Regions from separate parts of the Mus musculus genome. Here all the other regions are linked to region 1. A link is a loop called in an ENCODE intact Hi-C map of the cell type or tissue named here. Cell type or tissue: heart. All regions are shown on one strand.

What was found. Peaks named below come from ENCODE experiments on the same cell type or tissue, not always from the same donor. Only the 100,000 strongest peaks of a DNase experiment are listed, where the experiment ranks them.
Region 2: it touches region 1 in a loop (3-fold over the local background); 6 of 42 quality-filtered maps call a loop at or near these places.
Region 3: it touches region 1 in a loop (4-fold over the local background); 6 of 42 quality-filtered maps call a loop at or near these places.

What each region holds. Positions count from the first base shown.
Region 1 is chr7:25,074,231-25,082,230 of GRCm38, forward strand. It overlaps Zfp574 (zinc finger protein 574), which reads left to right and starts at 2,577. Exons shown (of 2, transcript NM_175477.5): 1 at 2,577-3,252; 2 at 5,305-8,000. The coding sequence starts at 5,325. It also overlaps a transcript of Grik5 not described here. In heart, a CTCF peak has its summit at 3,056; DNase peaks (open chromatin) are centred at 2,891 and 6,401; H3K4me3 peaks cover 3,162 bases; H3K27ac peaks cover 3,289 bases.
Region 2 is chr7:24,880,083-24,888,082 of GRCm38, forward strand. It overlaps Rps19 (ribosomal protein S19), which reads left to right and starts at 4,510. Exons shown (of 6, transcript NM_001360119.1): 1 at 4,510-4,585; 2 at 5,054-5,124; 3 at 5,370-5,470. The coding sequence starts at 5,054. In heart, a CTCF peak has its summit at 3,905 (motif pointing right); DNase peaks (open chromatin) are centred at 4,059, 4,179 and 6,279; H3K4me3 peaks cover 3,578 bases; H3K27ac peaks cover 3,210 bases.
Region 3 is chr7:24,899,532-24,907,531 of GRCm38, forward strand. Cd79a (CD79A antigen (immunoglobulin-associated alpha)) reads left to right here. Exons shown (of 5, transcript NM_007655.4): 3 at 56-174; 4 at 1,702-1,770; 5 at 1,900-2,327. The coding sequence ends at 2,013. Arhgef1 (Rho guanine nucleotide exchange factor (GEF) 1) reads left to right here and starts at 3,455. Exons shown (of 30, transcript NM_001130151.1): 1 at 3,455-3,597. In heart, CTCF peaks have their summits at 4,775 and 5,637; DNase peaks (open chromatin) are centred at 2,540, 3,560, 4,790 and 5,621; H3K4me3 peaks cover 3,625 bases; H3K27ac peaks cover 4,069 bases.

The sequences.
Region 1 (8,000 bases):
GCAGGTCTGGCTTGGTGAGCTCTGACTTCGTGGGACATGCCCAACAACATGTGACATAATATATCTGACCCTGTAGGACCACCAAACTTGTCCATGCCTCTTTATCCTTCTAGGGTTAACATCCACAGTCTCCTTAACACCCACATTCCGTTCTAGCCAAGCCTGAGGCCAGTACTTCATGCCTGCCTCTCCGTATCTTTGCTGATCCAGGGATGGTATTATCCACCCTCTCTAAACATAATCTGTCCCAAAAGGTCCAGTCCAGTGCTACCACAGCACAGTGTCTGACCCGAACAGGTTTCCTCTGCAGAGAAAGGACGTAGGCAGCCCAAATTAAGTTGGGATGCCCGAGCGGTTTTAGAGAGAGGAGCCTGAGAAGCTAAGCTGGGACCTCAAGAGGGAAAAGGGGGCCTCAGCAGGAACAAAACACTACCTGCAGGCCCAGAGCCTGCCAAGAGCTCAGTCTGGTCTGCACTTGGGCTCCTACACAGGCGATTTCACCCCAAGGGCAAATCCAAACTACACTAGCAAACAGCTAGGCCCAAACCTTAGGGCTCACTACCTCCTACCTTAATCTTTTACTTTAAAAATCTGCTGTCTTCCCCTTCCCCCTTTCCCTTCCCCCATCCTTTGCTTTGCTCTTCCTGAAGTCAACCATTCACCCTTTGATCCCAAACAATCCACCCACCGGGGAACTGAGTATAGACCTAGGGAACCATCTCTTGGGGTGGAATGATGGCTTTCTTCTCTCCCCGTGGGAACCTGGACACATGACTTCTCCCGGCCTGTTTCTTAGCACCTCATGGTAACTGTCTCTGAGAGGACTGGTAGAATTAAATAATGAATGAAAAGCACTGGGCAGAATTTCCATTGTCACCTAACACACTTGGATGTCAGTTACCACTAGGCACCTCAAGATACTAATCAGATACTAAAAGTAAGTCCTCGAGCCATGTGTAGTGATGCATGCCATTAATCCCAGCAGGCAGACAGAAGCAGGGGGATCTCTTGAGACCAGCCTGGACTACATACGAGTTTCAGGGTTACATAGAGATGCTGTCTCAACAATTATTTTCTTTTTTGGGGGGGGGGTGTCAGACAGGGTTTCTCTGTGTAGCCCTGGCTGTCCTGGAACTCACTCTGTAGACCAGGCTGGCCTTTAACTCAGAAATCCACCTGCTTCTGCCAAGTGCTGGAAAGGTGTGTGCCACCACTGCCCAACAAAAATTAATTTCTATATAGCAGTATTTACTTAGTGTCTCGAAAACCCGGGACAAAGACTAGCATCCCTTTTCAGAGATAAAAACAAAAACAAAAGCCGGGTATGGTGGCGCACACCTTTAATCCCAGCACTCGGGAGGCAGAGGCAGGTGGATTTCTGAGTTCAAGGCCAGCCTGTTTTACAAAGTGAATTCCAGGACAGCCAGAGCTATACAGAGAAACCCTGTCTCGAAGAACTAAAAAAAACCAAAACAACAACAACAACAACAAAAAAAACTAAACCTGAGACAGAGTGGAGTTGTTTTGCCCAAAGTCACAGCTAAGAAGTACCAGGGCCAGGATAAGCAGCCTAGTTAGAACATGTAGGTATACTTGCTAGGGAGTCCAGTAAGAAGACATCCAGCTAGACATCCAAAGGAGGGCACACACATGGTGACAACTGGAGACTCAGACCTACCTGTGGTTCTGTGTTCAAACCCCTCCTAGTTTTTCTGAGCTTCAGTTGGGGAAACGGGGGACAGTTTGACCAACCAGATGCACCTCTGATAACTCCCTTAACCTTGGCTTCAAGAGGGAGCTTCCTGAAAACTGTGGTGTACTTGTGTGGAGTCCAAATATGGATACTGGATCTCTTCAGTCACTCGCTACCATATTACATTCAGGTGTGTGTGTGTATGTTCATGTATGCACACTCTGGTATATGCAGAAGTCAGAGAACAACTTACAAGAGTCAGTTCTCTCCTTTCACCCTGTGGATCCCAGAATCAAAACTCCAGATCAGGCTTAGCATGTGGCTTTACGCGCTGAACCATCTCCCTGGCTGGCCTGGAACTTCATGTTTTCCCAGGAAATTCTTCCCATGCCTAGGGGTCCTTAACTGTAACTGTGTGGAAGGGCAGTCACCTGGAAAGATACCTTTAATGCTCAAAACAGGAGAGGCCGAGTCAGGCGGATCTCTGTGAGGCCAGCCTGTTCACAAAGCCAGACCATGCCTCAAACAAAAACAAGAACAACTGACTCGATCCACTACAAATCCCATAAACTTCCTTCTTCAGGTCTTCCACCCCACACCCTCAGCTTCTTCCAAGGGACCTTACTAACGGGGCTTTTCCTTTCTCCTTCCATTTCTCACTTCCTGTCACGTACCTCTTCCTCTAAACTCCCTCTCCTGACATCTTGTTTCCATTCTACTCTTCCTCGATTTCCCCGTTCATCCTCTTAATAGGAAAAAAAAGTCTTAAGCCTTGTTTTGTTCCTTTTGCCCTGTGTGACTGCTGCTGCTTGGTTTCCTCTCCCATTCACGCCGAGTGGTGTCTCTTTTTTTTTTTTTTTTTTTTTTTGCCACTGGCCCTCAGGGATCCTTGACTGTAACCCGCCGGCCTCCAGGGCTTTGCGTGTCTCTACAGCCTACACTGCCCGAATCCCCTACGCCTAGCTTGTCAGGCGCCCCCAAGATGGCGCCTCCAGCTTCGTCCCGCCTCCCGACGTCATCGCGCCCTCTCCGCTCAGCGCTCCCCTTTCGAGCTATCAAAGGCGGAATCCGAGAAGAGGTGGAAGAGGAAGAACCTCCAGGGAGGATTAAAGAGGCGGGTAGTATCCACCTGGAGGCCGACCAGCGAGGGAACATTGCTAAAGGATTGGCTGGGCGCTGCGCGATCCCACCCCTCCGCTCTATTGGTCGAGGCTTCAGGAAACCTGAGCATCGATTGGTCTAATGACAGGGGCAGACAGCCGATGATTGGGCGAATTGTGCAGTTCTTCGCAGCGGCCCAGGCGGAAGGTGGGAGGAGCGTTGTTGAGGGCGGCCTGGGGTGAGAGCGAGGCTGCGGAGCAGGCGAGACGACGGGCGCTAGAGAGGACGCGGCGCTAGAGTGGCGGTGCAAAGGGACCTGAAGCCCGTAGCCCGGCCTGGGGCCGGCGAGACGGCCGAGGCGGGTGAGTCCCCGCCGGAGCGCAGAGGTCCGGCCCCACCCGGCGGCTTGCCTGCGTCATTCGGCCTGCACGATGAAGGCCTGAAGGATCGCGTCCCGGGTGCGGAGAGCGGAGCGGCCGTTGGGCGCGCGGGCCGGGCGGGGGCTGTGCCGGGACGGCGGGTGGGATGGGGGACTGGAGTTGAGTGCGGGGCTGAGTGAGGAGGGGCAGGGCTCGGGCTGCAGGCCGGGGGCCGACCTTGGCGGGAAGGGGAGGTCCCAGAGCTGCCTCGCCGGAGGGCTCTCTGGTTGCATGGGGTATCGGGGCCACGGGTGGGTGCGCTGGGATGGGGATCAGAATCGAAAGGGGACGGTTAGAGGACTCATGGATGCCGGGGTGGGGAGCTGGCCCGAGAAAGGAGGTAATTAACGCAGGGAGGAAAATCGATTTCTGCCTGGAAAGAGCTGAGGCAGAGAAGAGGTTTTTGAGGTATCTTTAGAGCGAAGGGAGGGATCAGGTGTGGAAAACGGAGTAATGCTGACAAGGAAGACCGATAAACGCATGAAAGTGGGGCTTGGAAAGTATTGACAGAGGTCTTTATTTATTCTTACGGGTTTCAATAGGTTGAGCTAGAGGGGAGGGATTGTTTTGTTTTAGATACAGGTAAGTAGGCCAAAGGGAATATTCGAGCAATCTTGGGTGTAGTTGGAGAGACAGAGATGTGTGCTACAGAGAGCAGTCTAGGAATTTTGGGGATGTACCATATTGATAACTCTGGGGGATTTGGGTATCCCCATAGTTGTTTGCTGGTGAGAAGGTTTAAGTATGAAGAGGACCTCTTTTTGCAGGGTTTGAGTACAGATGGAGTTTCTAAGTGACAGACATTGGAAACCCTGAGTGAGATAGGTGAAAGGTTAAGCAATTGTGAAGGATGGGCCAGCTATTCCTGGCCAAGATTACAAAAAAGGAGAAATTCAGTCAGTATGAAATAGGGATCTGAAAATCCCTGGAGTGCGTTAGGATGAATTTGGGTCTTTTCTCAGAGGGGAAAAAAAAGGTTTAGGTTATACTCAGTAGCGGGGTTCTCAGCTGAGTTCATTAAGGTTGGCCTGGACCCTTATGCAAAAAAGGGTAGTGTTGGTTGGGGAGGAGGCACATAGGCATTCCTCGATGAGTTAGAGTTAAGTCAGTGTGAATAGCTGACAGTGTGCTGGGGCAGTAGCACAGCACACTTGGTCTTGGTGGAGAGAAAGGGTGATTGAAAACTCTAGGGGTGTGTCAGAAAGGTGAGACGCATCTGGCTGTGACGGATTAGACTTTGGTGGAGATGGACCTTCCGGGTAAAGGGTAATCCTGTGGTGGGCCTTTTTCCCTTTTGGTTTCTCCATGTAGCCCAGCCTGTCCCAGAACTAACTATGTAGATCAGCCTGGCTGTGAATTCCTAGCAATCTGCCTGACTCTGCCTTAGAGGGCTGGAATTAAAAGCATGAACTGCCCAGCTGAGAAGATCTTGATATGATTAGTTTAAACTTGTTTTAAAGAGTCTGAGTATCAGGAAGTGGTTAAGGTGGGAAAGTATGGAGATGGGTTCAGCCAGTGAGAGAAAATTTGGTAGCCGGGTAACTTGATGTGAGGAACCTGGGCATTGGTGGTTAGCAGAGGTTGGGTGGCAAGACCACCAGTGCCACCAGTTGGCTTGGACACCAGCTTGAGTGGTCTGAGTGTGAAAAGAAGTTTGTGAGCCTGCCAGAAGGCAGAGTCTATGTAGGAGTGCAGCTTGGAGGGACAGGCCATGAGAGTGTTTGAGGATTCTGCAAGTAGCTTGGCAAAGGAATACTGTCCCATGCAGTGGTAAGGAGTCAAAGGACAGTCTGCATTGGAAGGAGACAGGTTCCTGTTTGATGGACAGGGCTTTGGGAACCAGTTTGGAGGTATGGGAAATAGAGAGGATTGAGGTCATAGGAGCTGGTGTTCAATGCAAGCTAAATGAGCTGGGAGCTTTGGGAGAAAGTCCCTGGGACAAGACCATTGGAGAAATTCGTGTTGGCTGTTCCTATGTTCAGGCAAGGAGGATTATTAGGGAGGGCATTGGAGCGGGAAAATGTAATGAAGAAGTTGGATGGAATAAAATACCCCGGAGGATTGACTTGTCGCTGCCTTCCCTCCTCTCAGCCCAGGGCCTTGCTGCTGCCATGACTGAGGAGAGTGAAGAGACGGTCCTGTACATTGAGCACCGCTATGTCTGCTCTGAGTGCAACCAGCTCTATGGATCCTTGGAGGAGGTGCTTGTGCACCAGAACTCCCACGTGCCCCAGCAGCACTTTGAGCTGGTGGGCGTGGCTGACCCTGGAGTCACAGTGGCCACAGAGGCTGCTTCAGGCACAGGCCTATATCAGACCCTCATCCAAGAGAGCCAGTACCAGTGTCTTGAGTGTGGGCAACTGCTCCTGTCCCCCAGCCAGCTCCTGGAGCACCAGGAGCTACACCTGAAGATGATGGCACCGCAGGAGGCAGTGCCAGCCAAGCCACCACCCAAGGTGCCCCCCTTGGGCTCCAGCGCCATCCACTATGAGTGTGTGGACTGTAAGGCTCTGTTCGCCAGCCAAGAGATGTGGCTTAGCCATCGCCAGACGCATCTCAGAGCCACGCCCAACAAGGCTCCTGCTCCTGTCGTCTTGGGGTCCCCAGTTGTTTTGGGCCCTCCTGTGGGCCAGGCTCGAGTGGCTGTGGAACATTCATACCGAAAAGCAGAAGAGGGTGGGGAGGGGGCGGCCGTTCCGTCTGTGGCCGCCACCACCGAGATGGTGACAGAAGTGGAGCTGCTCCTCTACAAGTGCTCCGAGTGCTCCCAGCTCTTCCAGATGCCCGCTGACTTCCTGGAGCACCAGGCCACCCACTTCCCTGCTCCTGTCCCGGAGGCTGCGGAGCCTGCCACACAGCAGGAAACCCAGGTCCCCTCACCCACTGAGGCAGCAGTGTCTCAGCCCGAACCCCTGCCAGCCTCTGATCACAGTTATGAGCTGCGGAATGAGCTGCGAAATGGGGAGGCCATTGGGCGAGACCGCAGGGGACGGAAGCCAAGGAGGAACAACAGTGGAGAGTCAGGTGGGGCGGCCACCCAGGAACTATTTTGCTCTGCCTGTGACCAGCTCTTTCTCTCACCCCACCAGCTACAGCAGCACCTTCGGAGTCACCGGGAGGGTGTTTTTAAGTGTCCCCTGTGCAGTCGTGTCTTCCCTAGCCCTTCTAGTCTGGACCAGCACCTTGGTGACCATAGCAGTGAGTCTCACTTCCTGTGTGTAGACTGTGGCCTAGCCTTTGGCACCGAAGCCCTCCTCCTGGCCCACCGGCGAGCCCATACCCCGAATCCTCTGCATTCGTGTCCCTGTGGGAAGACCTTTGTTAACCTCACCAAGTTCCTTTATCACCGGCGTACCCACGGAGCAGGAGGTGTCCCTTTGCCCACAACACCAGTTCCACCAGAGGAGCCTGCTATTAGCTTTCCTGAGCCAGCCCCTGCAGAGACCGGAGAGCTAGAGGCCCCAGAGCTCCCCGTATGTGAGGAGAGTTCAGCCGAGCCTGCAGCTCCAGGCTCTTACCGCTGCCTCCTGTGTAGCCGGGAGTTTGGTAAGGCGTTGCAGCTGACCCGGCACCAGCGTTTTGTGCACCGGCTAGAGCGGCGCCATAAGTGCAGCATTTGTGGCAAGATGTTCAAGAAGAAGTCTCATGTGCGGAACCATCTGCGTACACACACTGGGGAGCGGCCCTTCCCCTGCCCTGACTGCTCTAAGCCTTTCAACTCACCAGCCAACCTGGCCCGCCACCGGCTCACACACACGGGGGAGCGGCCCTACCGGTGTGGGGACTGCGGCAAGGCCTTCACGCAGAGCTCCACTCTGAGGCAGCATCGCCTGGTGCATGCCCAGCACTTCCCCTACCGCTGCCAGGAGTGCGGAGTCCGTTTTCACCGCCCTTATCGCCTGCTCATGCACCGCTACCACCACACAGGCGAGTACCCCTACAAGTGCCGTGAGTGCCCCCGTTCCTTCTTGCTACGCCGGCTGCTAGAGGTCCACCAGCTTGTGATCCATGCTGGGCGCCAGCCCTACCGCTGCTCATCCTGTGGGGCCGCCTTCCCCTCGTCACTGCGGCTCCGTGAGCATCGCTGCGCGGCCGCTGCTGCCCAGGCCCCACGGCGCTTTGAGTGTGGGACCTGTGGCAAGAAAGTGGGCTCTGCTGCTCGCCTGCAGGCACATGAAGCCGCCCATGCTGCTGCGGGTCCTGGAGAGGTCTTAGCCAAGGAGCCTCCTGCTCCCCGGGCCTCGAGAGCCACTCGCACACCAGTCGCCCCCTCCCCGACAGCCCTCAGTGGTACAACCTCTGCTGCCCCTGCAGCCCCTGCCCGGCGTCGGGGTCCGGAGTGCAGTGAGTGCAAGAAGCTCTTCAGCACAGAGACGTCACTACAGGTCCATCGGCGCATCCACACAGGTGAGCGGCCATACCCCTGTCCAGACTGTGGCAAGGCCTTCCGCCAGAGTACCCATCTGAAAGACCACAGACGCCTACACACAGGCGAGCGGCCCTTTGCGTGTGAAGTGTGTGGCAAGGCCTTTGCCATCTCCATGCGTCTGGCAGAACATCGCCGCATCCACACGGGTGAGCGACCCTACTCCTGTCCTGACTGTGGCAAGAGCTACCGTTCCTTCTCCAATCTCTGGAAGCACCGCAAGACCCACCAGCAGCAACACCAGGCGGCCGTCCGACAGCAGCTGGCAGAGGCGGAGGCTGCTGTGGGCCTGGCTGTGATGGAAACTGCAGTGGAGGCTCTGCCCCTTGTGGAGGCCATTGAGATCTACCCTCTAGCTGAA
Region 2 (8,000 bases), 190 kb before region 1:
CTAAAGCCAGCCTCATGCCTTCAGTCCCTCCCTGTGATAACTTAGATATACGATTGCCCTTTAATAGACCTGCCTAAGCTGGCTAGCAGTGCCCTGGTCTTCCGGTGACAGATGACTGAGCCCACACAGGCATAGGGCAGGGAAGCACTGCAAACTCAACTCAGCTAAGACTGCTGCTTGGGGCTAATGAAGGGTCCCCAGTGTGTGAAGGTCACACAGCCAAAAAGGATAACAGAAAAAGGTATAAGAAAGGGAAGTGAGTGGACAGCTGCGAGAAGGCTCTGAGAAGAAAGCCCTGCCACTAAGCCCACCCTGAGCTCCAGCCCCAGAACCTACTGAGGTAGAAGGCCAACTGCATGTTACCCTCTGACTTGCACACTGCTGCATGCATCCCGCCCACCCATCAGCTAGTTAAGAGAAAGGTTTATGTTAGTGTAAAGCAGCAGTTAGCTGCGGTGCATAGCTTTTAAATAAATGACAGGGGAGGAAGCAGAGAGGAGGACTTCTCACTTTTATGGGACCCTCCTCGTCTCCGAGCCAGACCTAGCAAGGCTTTCCACACCATTAACTAGCCAAGTCATTTTCAAATCATGTGGACCCCCAAAGGGTGCCTGAGGGAGTGTGGTAAAGGCGCAGAGGTCAGCTTTGAGAACAGGGAGGAATTTAACTTTGTATGGTGCCACAAGCTTCTAATCCTAACACTCCCCAGTTCTGGGAGGAAGCAGGTGAACCCCTATAACTTCAAGGTCTATACAGAGAGTTCTATACTGTATACAGTTCTGGTCTATACAGGGTTACAATAGAGACTCTACCCCAAACTGGGCACAGTGGCGCATGCACACACACACACACACACACACACACACACACACACACACACTGCTCTGGCTTCCACACTGACACCTCTCTGAGTGGATCCCTTCATCTGATGCTGGGGAGCCCTGAGGCCTCTTGAAGCCAGTGGACTGTGAACACTGCTTTCCCGACTGGCCACTTCCCTGTGGCTGCCACCAAAGAGCAGGAAAGGATGGCGCCTGATCTGAGTGTTGAGCTGCTAAGCTTCTGCCTTGATGCTCTACAGAAAAAACCAATAAGTTTCCAACCGTGAAGTGCCCTCCTTGCCCCTCCCCACAACAACCCAAGTTTTGTTTCAAGAGTACATATTACATTCTGTCCTTTGAAAAATCCACATTCTGGTCACTCCAGCCCTACAGGAACGTGGCCCACTTCTGACCACACTTGGAGTCCAGGCAGAAAAATGACCTCCTAACACCTATTCCATCCAGGCTACGCTCAACTCCTGTCCTGACTCTTGTAGGCTCACACTTACCCATCTCCTTGGATAGCTAGCCGTGCAACGCTATGTTCATGCTCTGTAGAGAGTGACGGTACCCTATGTAGACCCTCACGAGGTCCGGAGCTTTTCCCCAAAGCAAGATCTGTCCTTTTATCCAACTTGGTACCTGTGTTAAGCTCTTTAGGCCTTTATGTTCCTTAGAGGTACCAGTTTGATCACTCTAAGCCAGGCTAGTGTCAAGCTGTGTCCCCAACCCCCAGAATAATTGTTCAAAGAGGACAGGCCTATTGTGCAGTGTCTCTCTGGGGGACTCCGAGTAAATGATGAGCGACCTCATTCTCTACAGCGCCTTGGGAACGGTGTTCCTACTCAGTCTACTCAGGTCCAGCCACTGTAATATCAGCTTCCTGCCTCAAGCCATTCTTTTTAATTCTGCTTACTTTTAGTTTTACAAAAAAGTAGTGTTTCGGCCAGGCGTGGTGGCACACGCCTTTAATCCCAGCACTCAGGTGGCAGAGGCAGGTGGATTTCTGAGTTCAAGGCCAGCCTGGCCTACAGAGTGAGTTTCAGGACAGCCAGGGCTACACAGAGAAACCCTGTCTTAAGACAAAACAAGAAGAAGAGAAGGAAGAGGAGGAAAAGGAGGAGGAAGAAGAGGAGGAAACAAGGTCATAACATTTCCAGGAAAATGAACAGAACTAGAAACGATTATGTTAAATGAAATTGGCCAGACTGAAAAAGACAAAAAGTGTGTGTACAGAACCTAGATTTAAAATCATGCTTTTGTACTTACATGGGGGAGAGGGATCATGAAGTTAGAAAGTGGGGTCATAAAATGGGAGGAAGAGATCTTAAGGGAGGTGGGAAGTAGAGCAGTGGAATCTAGGAACAGAAATAGAAGGGACTCACTAGCTGGAGGAAGGGAACCAGCAGGAGCGTCAAGGGGACATGAGCGGGCACAGTGTAAAAAGACACACATGCGTGAAAATACCATGGTGGAACCCACTGCTGTGTGTGCTGACCTGGAAAGTAATGGGGAAAAAAAAGGTTTCTTCATATTAACTCCTCGAATAGCGTCTCTATCGACCTTACACCAAAGTCATGCATCTACCACAGGATTCATCCCCATTGACACAACATGTGTCATGTGTCACCATGACCAAATGCCAGATAGAAACAACCCAAGGATTTATTCATTTGTCTCAGTTTGGAAAGGGACTGGTTTATTGCCACATGGCCCCATGTCCTTGAGCAAATCACTGTCATGCTGGGTGTGTCCTGCTGAGGAGCTAGGACTACCACACAGATAAGAGACCCCAGGCAAGAGAAGAAGAGTTCCCAGTTCTAACCATTCCTCCAGCTAAGCCCATCTTCCACCTCCCACAGCCTCTCACCAGCAGCATCCTATTTGTGAATCCATTGATTCTGTCAGCGTCCTCACACTCACAGACATCCCCAGAAGTGCACTTTACTGGTCGCATACATGGTTTTTGTATTGGTGCTGTTCTGGTTTGGCTGCCTTAGAACTCATTATGTAAACCAATCTGACCTCGAATTTGCTGTAATCCTCCTGCCTGTGTCTCCTGAGTGTTAGGACCGTAGGTGTGCATCACTATGCCCAGGCCATTTAAGTGTTTAAGGTTTTTTTAAATTTACTTTTGTGTGTATGTGTCTGCATATGTACATACATGAGTGCACGTGCCCGAGGAAGCCAGAAGAGGACATGTCATCCTCTGGAGATGAAAGTACAAGCTACTGTGACCCTCCAGTGTAGGTGTTTGGAACTGAAGTCAGATTTTCTGAAATTGCTGAGCCATCTGTCTCTCCGGCCCCTCAAACTGGCTTAACTTTTCACTTATGTATTGATAATTCATTTCTTTTTAATATTTTTTTCTAATTTTAAGTCTTAGTATGTGTATAAAGAGGGTGCGATATGTGAACATACACCCTTCTCTGAGACGCACCTGTGGCAGTCAGAGGACAAAACTCTGTAGTTAGTTCTTATACCGTGATGGGTTCAAAGAATCGTATCAGGTCAATCAGGCTCGTATGGGAGAACTTCTACCTAGTGAGCGAACCATCACAATGCCCCTCGTTTCTTTTTTTTTTTTGGGGGGGGGGGGGTCGAGACAGGGTTTCTCTGTGTAGCCCTGACTGTCCTGGAACTCACTCTGTAGACCAGGCTGGCCTCGAACTCAGAAATCCGCCTGCCTCTGCCTCCTGAGTGCTGGGATTAAAGGCGTGCGCCACCACGCCCGGCCCCTCCTCTCTTTTCTATCTTAAATAATATTTGTCTGGATGCAACACAACCTCAAATATTTTATGCGCTGCGCTGCGGGGTGGGAGTGGGAGGTACTGAGAGCCTGGCGTAGTGACACACTCCCGTAGCATTAAGCTGGGGGATCATGAGTTCAAAGCCAGCCTTAGATAAAAAGTCCCAGGCCAGTCTTGGCTAAATAAATTAATGATAATCCTGTCTCAAAACAACAAACGATAGGCAGGTAGGTGGGTGGGTAGGTACAGATATAATAAAGTTGCACAGGTCAGCTTGGATGACTCAGAAGAGGCAAACGAGGAGACTAACGGTCTGAACAACCAGACTCCGGCACTAGATGGCGGAGCTGAACCTCCACCAAGGGCCCGCCTCTACCCCTTTGTCCCCGCCCTAATCTCCTCCCCGCTCCCAACGCCTTCTTTCCTCTCCGCGAGCGTCAATGGAGCTGAAGCAACTTCCGCCCAAAGAAGGGTGGGGCTTCCGTGTATCTCTTGGTCTCGCGAATGCTAATGCTAGCACAAAAGGTGGTGGTGGCCACATGTCATAGTGCCTTTTCCCTGGATTGCCTGTCACGGTTCCGCCCGTAACTATTCCCATTTCCGGCCAGGAAGCAGGGTCTTGCGCTGAATCCCGCCTTCCTTTCGTGCGCGCTCAACTTCGCCCGCACTTCCGCCCTCAAAAGTTTCCGCCTCCTTGTTCCCGCCAGACACACAAGGCTCAAATGAAGGCCGACTCCCCCAGCTCGCTCCGGTCACGCCCAAGGAAACGGAAAGAGGAACCAGATCCCTTATCCTCCTCCCGAGTCCCTTCTCTTGGCTTCTCCACCCCTTCCTCTTACAGACCCGCCCATTTTGGGTGGAGATGAAGCCATATTCGCCCTCAGAAAGGCGGAGCCCTCTGGTTTAGCCGCTCTCGCGAGCACTCCGAAATCTCGCGAGACTCGACGCCCGACTTGTGCGCCCGGGAAACCCCGTCGTTCCCTTTCCCCTGGCTGGCAGCGCGGAGGCCGCACGGTGAGTGAGGGCTCTGGGTCGCGGCTGTGCGCGGGGCCACGGGGCCGGGCTTTCTGGCCCCAAGAGCTCGTGCCGGGACCGCGGGAAGCCCGGCGCGGGGTCGCTCCGCCCTCTGGAGCCGCGGCCACGTGCGAGCGGCAGGCCCGGACATGCCTGATCGCCGCAATCCGGGAGCCCGGAGGGTTAGGTGGGCAGCGGAGGGGTGAGTGGGACGCCCGGAACGTGGGCTTGAGGGAGCGGGGTGTGGAGGGCTCTCCCACGCGGTCACCACGCCGCGGTGCTGCGATCCGCGTGGCGTGTGCACCCGGCAACTCTGTTGGACCTGCAGGAGCCGAGTTGCAGGGACATGAGGCTGGGTGGATGCTGAGGCTTTGGGGTGGACTGGCGACGAGCAGGGTTGGTGTTGACCTGGACCCACGTCAGGGGTTTGCACCAAGCCTGACCTCGGCATGCTTGTCCCTTCCTCAGATGCCCGGAGTTACTGTAAAAGACGTTAACCAGCAGGAGTTCGTCAGAGCTCTGGCAGCCTTCCTCAAAAAGTAAGTGTTTGTTGGAACTGAGGCCTGACCCCTGTGCGCTGTGACCCCAATGTGTCATTAATCCCTCTGGCCACTTGCTGGGGGTCTTTTCTGAATTGGGCCTACGGTGACCATGCTTCCTTTTTAACCTGTTCGTTCTTGCTTTTTTTTTCCCCCAACCTTGTTAACTTGCTAAAGGTTAGTAGATCTGAAGTCATCTTTGGAAATTTTTGAAGTGTGCTTTTTCTCAATTCTCTTGGTTCTAGGTCCGGGAAGCTGAAAGTCCCCGAATGGGTGGACACAGTCAAGCTGGCCAAACATAAAGAGCTTGCCCCATATGATGAGAACTGGTTCTACACACGAGCTGGTAAGAACTGAGGCTTTGGCTGGGAGTGGGAACCTGGGCGACCCCAGGCAGGGACCCTGTCTTCCCCTCCCATCTACACCAGGAGACAGACCTCATTATTGAATAGCTGTAGCTTTAAACTAGAAAGGAAATCTGAGGGCAAATGAGTGTCCATATTTTGCTTACTTGAGAGTCTTAACAGCTTTCTGTGTCCACGGTTATAGCATTTAGATTTGAACAACTGTCAACTCCTGTTTGGTTGAGTGGTCGGGAGTGCCACTCCTGTTATAAAGGAAACTTACAGATCTGGTGCCCAAAGAAAACTTTGGGGTGCCCCTCTGGTCTCTCTGGATCCTGCCTGGGTGCTTTGTGCATCCTGTTGTCTCTAGTCTTTAGGGGAGCAGGATTCTTTCTGCTGGGTAGTGCCAGGGTTGCAGTTCATGGCCAGGCCTTTGCTAGGGGGGGGCCCTGCCTGAGAATTCCCCTGGTCGTGGGAAGTAAGTTCCTCTTCGCTTAAGACCGTGAAGCAGTTTATAAGTTAATATTAAATGTCCACGGGATCCACTTTGTTTCAGGCTTTGGCATGGGCACAGGGACCACCATGACTCAACACAGCCTCTGAAAACCAAAAGGTCAATTCCACAGTGTGGGAAAAGGTCGGTGCTTCCACCTGCCAGCACGTTTTTAAGGAGGGTGATGTAGGGAAGGGTGGTGAGGCCTAGCTGAGGTGTGCACCTCACACCCCCTCTTGGAAGCAAGCGTGCAGTGGTGTTGACAGTGCTTCAGGTGGTAGGTTAGGGCGGCTGTGGAGTTGCGAGAGGAAGACTGTTGGGTTTCTCTGGGTAGAGTGGTGTACTTGCTGTGGACAGGGTTGGTTGTCTAGTTTCCACAGCTGCTGTGGGGGGAGGCTGCCATATCCAGGGCCCGCCAGACACTGAGCTGTGTCCCAAGCAGGATGGGGTTAGCAAGAAATGGAATCGAGCCAGGTGCCTTTTGCCTTTGATTCCAGCACTTCTGGAGCAGAAGCAGTTTGGGGCCAGACCTGCTGGTGTGAGCTTGTATTCCCAGAATTTGAGAGACCAAGGCAATGCTGAGGGGGCTGGGCTGAGCTACAGGAAGACCCCAGCATTCTGGGGTCTAATGGGTTCCTGTCTGGTTTGATCAAAAAGCTCAGGCTCTTACCAAATTGTAGCCGTTTGTCATAACACTGAAAAGGGGGGTACAGAGGTGGCATTACTTTCTTCGAAGATAGGCTAGTTCTGTTCAAAGTTAGTTTTCAGACTATGTTTGTAGTTTTGTCTGGATAATGAGCTGGCTTGTTCTGTCACTTGCTTTTGGGGCTGGAGTGCAGTGGGGAAACAGGCTCATGTTTTAGGTCCTGAGAAAAGGCTCCATGGGCCTCCTGTGTTAGGACCAGGGGGCTTGTTGGGAGAGTGACATTTGTAGGGGACCACTTCCGTTGGAGAACCAAAGGGAGGGTGAGTTAGGGCTGGGAGAATAGATTTTTCCACAGAAGTTTAACATGAAGGCATTGGGGAGGGAAACATACAAGGTTTTTCATCCCACACTTAAAGACGGGGTGGTCAGGGTGGGGTCCCCACCCTGCTCTTAGCACAAGTTTCTTCTGTTGTTGTTAGGCTGCAGTGCTTCATGAAACCTTGGTCTTCGCAAGTAAGTTCAAATCCAAGGTGCCAGCCCCTCCTGAGCAGCAATTCTGGGGCTTTATCTAAAGTTGTGCCTTTAAAATGTGCCAGAGCCAGGTCTTGTTGAAGAGGAGAATAAAAAGAAATAGGCTGTCTTGCTGCTTACAGCCTCTAAATAGTTCTTTATTCAGTCAAAAGGAGTGCACACAAGCTCTGGAATGGCAGGCCCATGCCTTGTAATTAGTTGGCAGGTGGTTTCCCACGAGATGATTTTTATGTGGTGCTGGAAAGGACGGCTAGAATCCCCATTGCAGAAGCTTTTAGCCTTGTTGTGATTCCCTCCGTTTGTCCGCTGTGCTTGCAGTTGGCTAGTTCTTTGGTGATGTGCTGAGATTCAAGCACCCACTGTGTCCAGGCAGCCTAGTGAGACCAAGGTTCCCCACCCTGAGGAAGAGCAGAGAGGTATAGAGCATTTGAGTGGGCCTTTAAGATTGGGGTTGTTGGTGATGTCACCTTGCAAAAAGGTTGGAAATGGCTGTTAATCCTGACACTGATACGGGCTGTGGGTTTTTTAAAAATTAAAGCAAAATGAACAGAGACAAGCTGTGGGGGCAATGTCTTGGGTGCCAGTCCAATGCTAAATGGAACCTGGGCAGTAGTAGATGAGCTGAGTCTGTCACAGGGCTGTTCATCCCTAAAATGAAGTTGCCTGGGGCCCCAGTACCATGCGGCTCTTGGCTACTGTGTAGCTTGCAGATGTGAAGAATGCATGGCACGGCTTCAGCTCAGTGCCTTGGGTTTTCCTGACGCTGGTTTGATAGGCCAGAAGAGTGCCCACAGGACAATAATCCTTGCTCGACCCATGGTTGAGGCAAGGCACATTACAAGTTTTGAGGTGCCCACCACAG
Region 3 (8,000 bases), 170 kb before region 1:
CAGGGCTGGGAGAAGAAGGGACACCAGAATGCTGAGCAGCACCCTGTCTTCACAGATCCAGTCCCTAGGCCCTTCCTGGACATGGGGGAAGGTACCAAGAACCGCATCATCACAGCAGAAGGGATCATCTTGCTGTTCTGTGCAGTGGTGCCAGGGACGCTGCTGCTATTCAGGGTGAGTCTCCCCCAAGTGACACCCCTCAAGTCATCTTGGCTTACCTGGGCCTGGACTGTGACTCCCAGTGTCCAGCTGGTCCTCTGAATTCCAAGGTTTGTCCTTCCAAGTTTGGGAGGCTGGGAATAACCACCAAAAGGATTCCCAGGGGGGTCAGCGTGTCCCCACGGCCCTCATAGAAACCCTCTCACTTCTGGCCCGCCAACGGGAGTCCCCTGCAAATGCAGCCAAGACAAGGGAAGAAGGTGTGTCCTCCCAGAGCCCCTGCGTCTCCTTAGGCCAGAAGACAACATTTTTCACCCACATTGGGGCTTCATTATGTAGCCCTGGCTGGCCTTGAACTCACAGAGATCTGCCTATTTCTGCCTCCCAAGTGCTGCTGGGATTAAAGGGCCACCATGCCTGCCCTTCTTCCTTTCTTTAACTTTTTCTTTTCCCCACCACCTAACCCCCCAAGACTGGGTCTCTCTGTGTAGCCCTGGCTGTCCTAGATATAAGGCTGGCCTCAGACTCACAGAGATCCACCTGCCTCTGCCTCCTGAGTGCTGGGATTACAGTTGTGCACCCCTATCGCCCTGCACTTTATTTATGTCTTAGTGTGTACGTGGGCATGTTGAGTGTGGAGGTCGAAGAACAACTTTCAGGAGTTGATTCTTTCCTCCCACTGTGGGATTCCGCACACCAAATTCATATCCTCAGGTTTGCATGGCAATACACTTACCAGCTTGAGCTATCATCTGGACTTTCTTTGCTTTCAGTTTTTATTTTACTTTATTTTATTTTATTTTTTTAAAGCTAGATATTAGTCTAGGCTAGCCTCAAACTTGCTATATCACCATGGCTGGCCTGATTCCTCTTTACCTTCCAAGCACTGAAATTACAGGCAGGTGGCACCACCAGTTTTATTTTTGTTTGTTTTAATTTTTGTTTTGTGTTTTGTTTTGTTTTTGTGGGGAGGGTTAGACAGCATTTTGCTATGTAATTCAGGCTGGGCTAGAACTCACTCTATAGATCATATTGGTCTGGAATTCCCAATCCTCCTGCCTCAGTTTGCCAAGCACTGGAATTACAGATGTCCAGCACCACTCACTCCCTGCTCGCCGTTCTGCTTGTCATTGAGGAGCAGTAGAGAGCTAGCATGGTGGTGCACAGCTTTGACCCTAGCAGCACTCAGGAGGCAGAGGCAGGCGGATCTCTCGGGAGCCAAGGCCAGCCTGGTCCACGTACTGAGTTCCCAGGTAGTTCTTGCTAGATAGAGATCCTCAGAGCATCAGTGGAGTGGCAGGGAGGTGCAGCAGTCCACTTGAGACAGGGAGATTGCTTAAAGTTTGAGGCCCATAAAAAGAAAGAGAGGAGAGGGGCAGAGACTAGAATCTGCCAAGATCCTGATGGTGGGATCTGCCTTGATGGTGGGGAGCACAGTATCCCTCACTCTTTCTGATAAAGCACTTGCTAGTAGGAGACAGTCTAAAAACCCTTCACCTCCCTCCTTGCTAAACGTCGCTTCTACTTCATCCCCTTCTGTAGAAACGGTGGCAAAATGAGAAGTTTGGGGTGGACATGCCAGATGACTATGAAGATGAAAATCTCTATGAGGTAAGCACTGTTTGCAGCAGGCGTCGGGTGCATGGGGTGTGGTGTCTGCCTTGAGTCTCACCCTGGAGTTGACTGGACGCTGGGGCTCCAGCTGTCAGGGTACTGATGTCTCCTCTCTGACCCCTGCAGGGCCTGAACCTTGATGACTGTTCTATGTATGAGGACATCTCCAGGGGACTCCAGGGCACCTACCAGGATGTGGGCAACCTCCACATTGGAGATGCCCAGCTGGAAAAGCCATGACTGACATGTCCCACCCTTCCCTGCCTGCCATATGTCTGACTCCAGCATCCCTGCCTCCCCACTCTTCCCCTGGAGTCCCCCCTTCCCAGTGCTTGCTCCAGCCACTCGAGTGGCCTACCCTTGCCTCCAGGCTGCCCCACCCTATTCTCCCACCTAATCTTGTCCTTCCCCAAGTCCAGCTCCCTCTCTAGTGGGTAATGAGCCCTTAATCGCTGCCTCTAGGGGAGCTGATTACAGCAGCCTCGTTAGTGTCACCCCCCCTCCTCCCAGATCTGTCATGGCCACTTAAGTGATAATAAATCCTTCCCAAAGCAGCCCTTGGCAGGAGTCATGGATCTCATGTAGACTGCTCCTCAACACTGCCAGGGAACCAGGAGCAGAAAACCCAAGTCCCCTCCCCCCTCAGACCCAGGATTCTAGGTTCAAGTTCTCACCTGACCACTTCTGAGATCTGGGACCAGACAGTTCTTGCTGTCTGTCTTCCCCAACCCCCTCCCCCCAAAATAACAGGAAGTCTCTTGGGGAAGTCCCCACCCCAATTGAAATGCTGGTTTATCTCCCTTATAGGGCCTCACCCTCCTCATGTCCCAAAGCAAGGGGGAACCAGCCCGGGTGTTACCAAATTTTTACCTATATTTAAACTCTGAGAACACAAGATATTATTTTCTGGAGTGGGGCCTAATTCCCTCATGGGTTCACTTGCATAAGGCAGATTTGGAGAGTTTCTGTCAAGAACCGGGGGGAGGGGGATGACAGAGAGAGCTAGAGTGGTGTGACAGTCATTGGGATGGGAAGAGCAGACTCAGGTTGTTAAAAGACAGGAGGCCAAGAGGAGACTCAGTGGGATCCCCAGAGACAAGGATGCAGAGATAAATAGCCAAAGGAAGAAGCAGACACAAACTGGCTGGCCTGATAATAACAGTTGAGGAAAGGACAAAGCCTGAAATCTCAGAGCATGAGAGAGACAGCCAACAGCAAGAAATGGGCCCAGCGTGATCAAGGCACAGAGGAGCTGCAGCAGGGAGAAGCAACAGAGGCCAGAAAGCAAGGAGTGCCTGGATGGGCCCCTGACCTTGTGGGCAGGAAGGCCTTCGAGCTTCGAAAAAGAGATCAGGGTGGTGGCGCGCACCTTTAGCTTTAATCTCTCTACTCCAGAAGCAGAGACACCTGAGTTCGAATCCAGCCCGCCTTACACAACAAGTTCGAGGCCAGCCAGGGCTACATAGGGAGCCCTTGTCGCAAACTAAGAGAAAGAGAGAGTAAGGGCCAGGGCAGGAGCTGGGCAACAGCAGGGAGGGCGGCGGAGGCGGACAAAGGCGAAGGGGAGCCGGGCGGGGCCGGGTGGGGACGCGCCCGCGGGGAAAGGAGGAGCCGCGCGGGCGGCGAGAAGGGGAAGGAAGCCGAGGTGCCGGGCGGGCACGGGGCGCGGGCAGGAAGCGGGGAGGGGCGGCGGGCGGGGGCTCCGGAAAAACGCCCCGACTTCCTGCCCGCCAGAGCCAGGAAGCCGGAGTCGGGACACCGGGCCCGGGATCCCCGAGCCCGACCTCGGGCGCCTCGCCGGTCACCTCCCCGCGCGGACACCAGGTACACTGTCCCTGGCCCCGCCCGGCCTCCTCCTCCAGCCGCCGCAGGGAGGAGCAGGGAGGGGACCGGGCGCGGAGGGCCTCCCAGGGTGCGCCCAGTGAACCTGCAGCCGCCTTTCTCTGGCCTCGGTTTTCTCATCTGTCAAAGAGAGCAAAGAGAAAACCCGGCGCGTTGGCGCCCGCCTGTCATCCCAGGAGTTGGGAAGCAGAGACAGGAGGATTGCCATGAGTTCGAGGTTAGCTTGGGCGACCTAGCATGAACCTGCCTCAAAAGAAAAAAAAAAAAAAAAACAAAACAAAACAGAGAGAGAGAGAGAGAGAGAGAGAGAGCACTTGTCGAGAGCACAAGTAGGTAGAGATCCAGGCTCCCAGCGAAGAACGATAACACTCATTTATCAGCAGGGAAACTGAGGCCCAGGGAGTCGGACTGCCTTGTCGTAGGGACAGAGCATCTGGGACTTGAACTCAAAGCTGTTTCCTGTAAAGAGCTGTCCCTGCGATCATGGATGCTTGATTAGAGCTCCCTAAAATAAACAAATATCTCTGCAGTACATTTTAAAGCCGAGACTTACAGAGCGTTAAACACGTCTCAGAAAGCTTTTTTCCTTACCCTCTCTGTGGTATTAATTATACTCTGGGAGATGGCTGTAGGGGAGAGAACCGGAAACATATCCTCATTGAACAGATGGGAAGACTGAGGCCTAAAGGGAAGTCATTGCATTTTGCAGGTTAGTCTATCAGAAGAAAATATATGCTCGAGCGCATGAGTGTTTTATGCTTTTGTTTGTGTGTGTGTGTGTGTGTGTGTGTGTGTGTGTGTGTCTATCTATGTGAGGGGGTTCTGTTTTTGTTTTGTTTTTTCTTTCCAATTACAGCGGGAGGAGTTGACAGTGGTGACAGAGGGTATACAAGCATTTGGAATTTAATAGGTCCGAGTTGGGGAGGTAGAGCTCATGTGAGGTCCCGATAGGTGCTTAGGACCTGAGCGACTTGAAGTTTCTCCGAGATTGAGCCCTAACCAGGCAATGGAACCATGCACCACTCCTGCTAAGGGGGCGGGGCCCAGGAGAGTGACAGGGGCAGTCGAAATACGGAAACAAGGGTCCTCCAAGGCAGACCAGAGCGGCCCTATCGGGCCAGCGTGGCGCCGTGTATTGCGATACCCGCCGGCAGGAGGAGTGGAGTTGCCGAGGCCGGAGAGCGGTAGGAGGCGGGCTAGAGCGGCCGGAGGGAGGAGTGGAGCTGGACGCAAAGGCGGCCTCTGGCTCGGCTAGAGCGACTCTGCGGCACGGGTGGGGGAACCTGGAGCTCGAGCGCGGAGGCTTCGGTTCCTGAGGCTGCAGTGGCTTGCTTCTCTTCCCATCCGACAGGTGAGATAGGCAGCCCTTGGTTGCCGTGAAACCTGACCCCACACGTCTTCCCTGCCACCCACACCACCACCGCTGCAGAATTAGTGAGCGCCTGTTGTAGATCAGCCACGTCCCACGTAAGATTTAGGGCTCGTGAAGACCCGCCACGTTACATAGGTCAATAAGAGCTCACATACCTTCCAGGTTTCAGGAAGCCTTTCACGGAGACCTGGCTTTTAACATAAGCATAGGCTTCTCATAGATCAAGGCAGGGCCCTACAGAACCCACCACACACCACTATCGAGGTCCCATAAACCATTAGTTTTCCCTTTAGAATCACCATCTCTCTGGATTCTTGAGGCCCACTATATGTCAAATAGAATGTGGGGTTGTATACATTCCAGGGCCCTCGTAGTTTTTTTCAAGGCTCCCAGAAGTTCTTGGAGACCTAAATAATCCAGTCCAAAGGCTTGTTGAATGTGAGCCCTTAGGACCCAGGCGCCTTTATGTGTTTACTTCTTCAGGACCCCCCCACACACACACACACACATACACACACACACACACACACACACACACACACACACACACTGCATAGACCTAAACCTGCCCTGACTTCCCCTGTCCACCCCACCTCCAGAGCCTCAAGTGCAAAATGCTCCCTCTGCCGGACAGTAGTGGACTTTGTCAGTTGCTTCATTTTGCCAGCTTTACCTATGTCTACTTTTCAAATCCTCTTTGAGCCCAGGTTTCTGGAGCTGCTGGGTCCATCCTGGGTGTCTGCAGAAGTCACGGCAGCCACATGACCTTTCCAGGCACCATCAGACCTGATGTATCTCAGAATAGATGCACATTTTAGTATTCCAAGGTCAAAGTGTGTGTGTGTGTGTGTGTGTGTGTGTGTGTGTAGCAGTGTTGTGTGCTGAATGTTTAAACTGTGGAACCAGACTGCCTGAACCTGAATCCTGGCTCTGACTCTCATAAGCCATGCCTCAATTTCCCCCTCCTGTAAATCAGCAATAAGAATAATAGTGACACCCTCCTCTCCTAAAACAAACCAAAATAATGCTGGCCTCATTGGGTCAGTAAGAGGATTAAATTCATTAACATCTGTAGACAGACCCTGAACCCTGCATAGAAACTAAGCCTGTGTGTGCTGTCTTTGCTGTGTCTGACACATACTGAGAACACGTGAGTGTCAGCCATTGTTCCTTATTACTGTGATGGGGAGTGTGGAGGCAATGCATGTGAACTGTGAACAAGAGAGTCAGGGTCTTCTGGTGACAATTTGTTAAAATTTCGTACCTCCCTTGGCTTCTCTTTTCTTGGGGGGGGGAGTTAATAAAGATTTAAGCGTGAGAGTTACGGGGGCCACTCTGAATGATGTGTACAGGCCAGTATGGTGGCACACGCCTTTGATCCCAGCATTGGGAAGGAGGAGACAAGTGACTCTCTTGATTCAAGGCTGGCCTGCTCTGCAGAGTTCCAGGATAGTCAGGGCTACACAGATAAACCCTGTCTCCTGTCTAAGAAAGAGAGAGAGAGAGAGAGAGAGAGAGAGAGAGAGAGAGAGAGAATAGAAGGAAGGAAGGACAAACAAGCATTCTGTCATTGAGCTACATCCCCAAGCCCTCCTTGGCTCCTTTGGGGTCTGTCAGGTGAGTATATTTCCTGCTAACTGAGATGAGCATGGGAGTTCCTGGTCTGTGATCATGGCTTCTAACCTAGAAGGTCTGGCTGGCTGGAAAGGGTGGTTTTTGAAGGCATCTTGTTTCTCAGGGGATGAGTGCTTGTAGTTGGGGAGGTATTGCAGTTGATGGGACTAGACAGAGTGCTTCTCTCCAATAATACTAGAACTCAAGAGACCAAGACAGGGGGATGCCCGCAAGCTTGAGGCCAGTCTACAGAGTGAGATCCTGTCTAGAAAAAAGAAAAGCAAAAACTGAGCTGATATACCCAGAACAGTTCTTACGCACTAGATGGGCTTGTTTCTCATAAGCTGACTTTGTTGGCAAGTGTATTTATTAAACGCTCACCAGTGTTCACATCTTGACATTAGCTGAGCTTTTATGGTGGACAGATCCAGCTTCTGAGGAAGAGTACAAATGATGCCTGCTTGGTGGAACCCCCGGCCATGACTTCTGGACACTACAGAAAGCATCTTTGGCAGAAATCAGAATCATAGCAACGGTTCATTGAGTGCTAGGGAGGAGGCTCCTGGAAGAGGGAGAAGGGCGGGTCTCGGGCAGCCAGAGTTATAAATAGCTTTGGGGTGTGGGGACCCGCCCCCTACTGGTCCACCCCACACTCTTTCCACCATTCCTTCCCTCCTGACACTGATCCACACAGCATTAGTCAGACTAATTAGGGTCTGGAAGATGCTGATGAAAAGGGAGAGTAGAGGGAAGATGGGATGGGGAGAGAGGATAGAGATGCAGTGTGGAGCTGGACCGAACCAACACCAGCTGTGGAAGGACAGCTGTCCTGGGGTGGGGGAGGAGAGATAGGGAGGCAGAGGAGGGGCCAGCAGAGGTGATAGGAAGGATGAGGTAGGTCTGGGAGGAGAGGTGGAGTCCCGGATTCATATTGAAGGGGAGCAGCATGCCCCTGAGGGCAGGCTGCTGAGCCCCACCTCCTCCATCATCTTTCAGGGACCAAAGCTGGGAACTGTAGGGAACCATGGGGCCCAAGAGCTCAGTGTGTCTGACAGAGAGGGACTCGGTTTTGTTTTCTCGTGTAGAGGGCGTTGGAGGTTGGGGGTTCACCATTGACATTTCCTGTCACAGGAAATGGGGCTGGTGGGTTCAGAGGCAACATCCTGGCCCAGGCCCGCCACAGATCACAGTGTATCACCTTCCCCTACTCTTCCTACCTTCTCCTAAGGGCTGTGCTTTTAATTTTGCTTGTGCCAAAGTCCCTCCCCCTTGAGGGCTAGCCAGCCTTCTGGGTCCCTGGTCCTTCCTTCTTTAGTGACCCAAATTAGTGGTTTTACCCACAGCCACCCAGCCCACCCATGGACCCATGCTCCTGGCCTCCAGCACACGCCCACCCCGC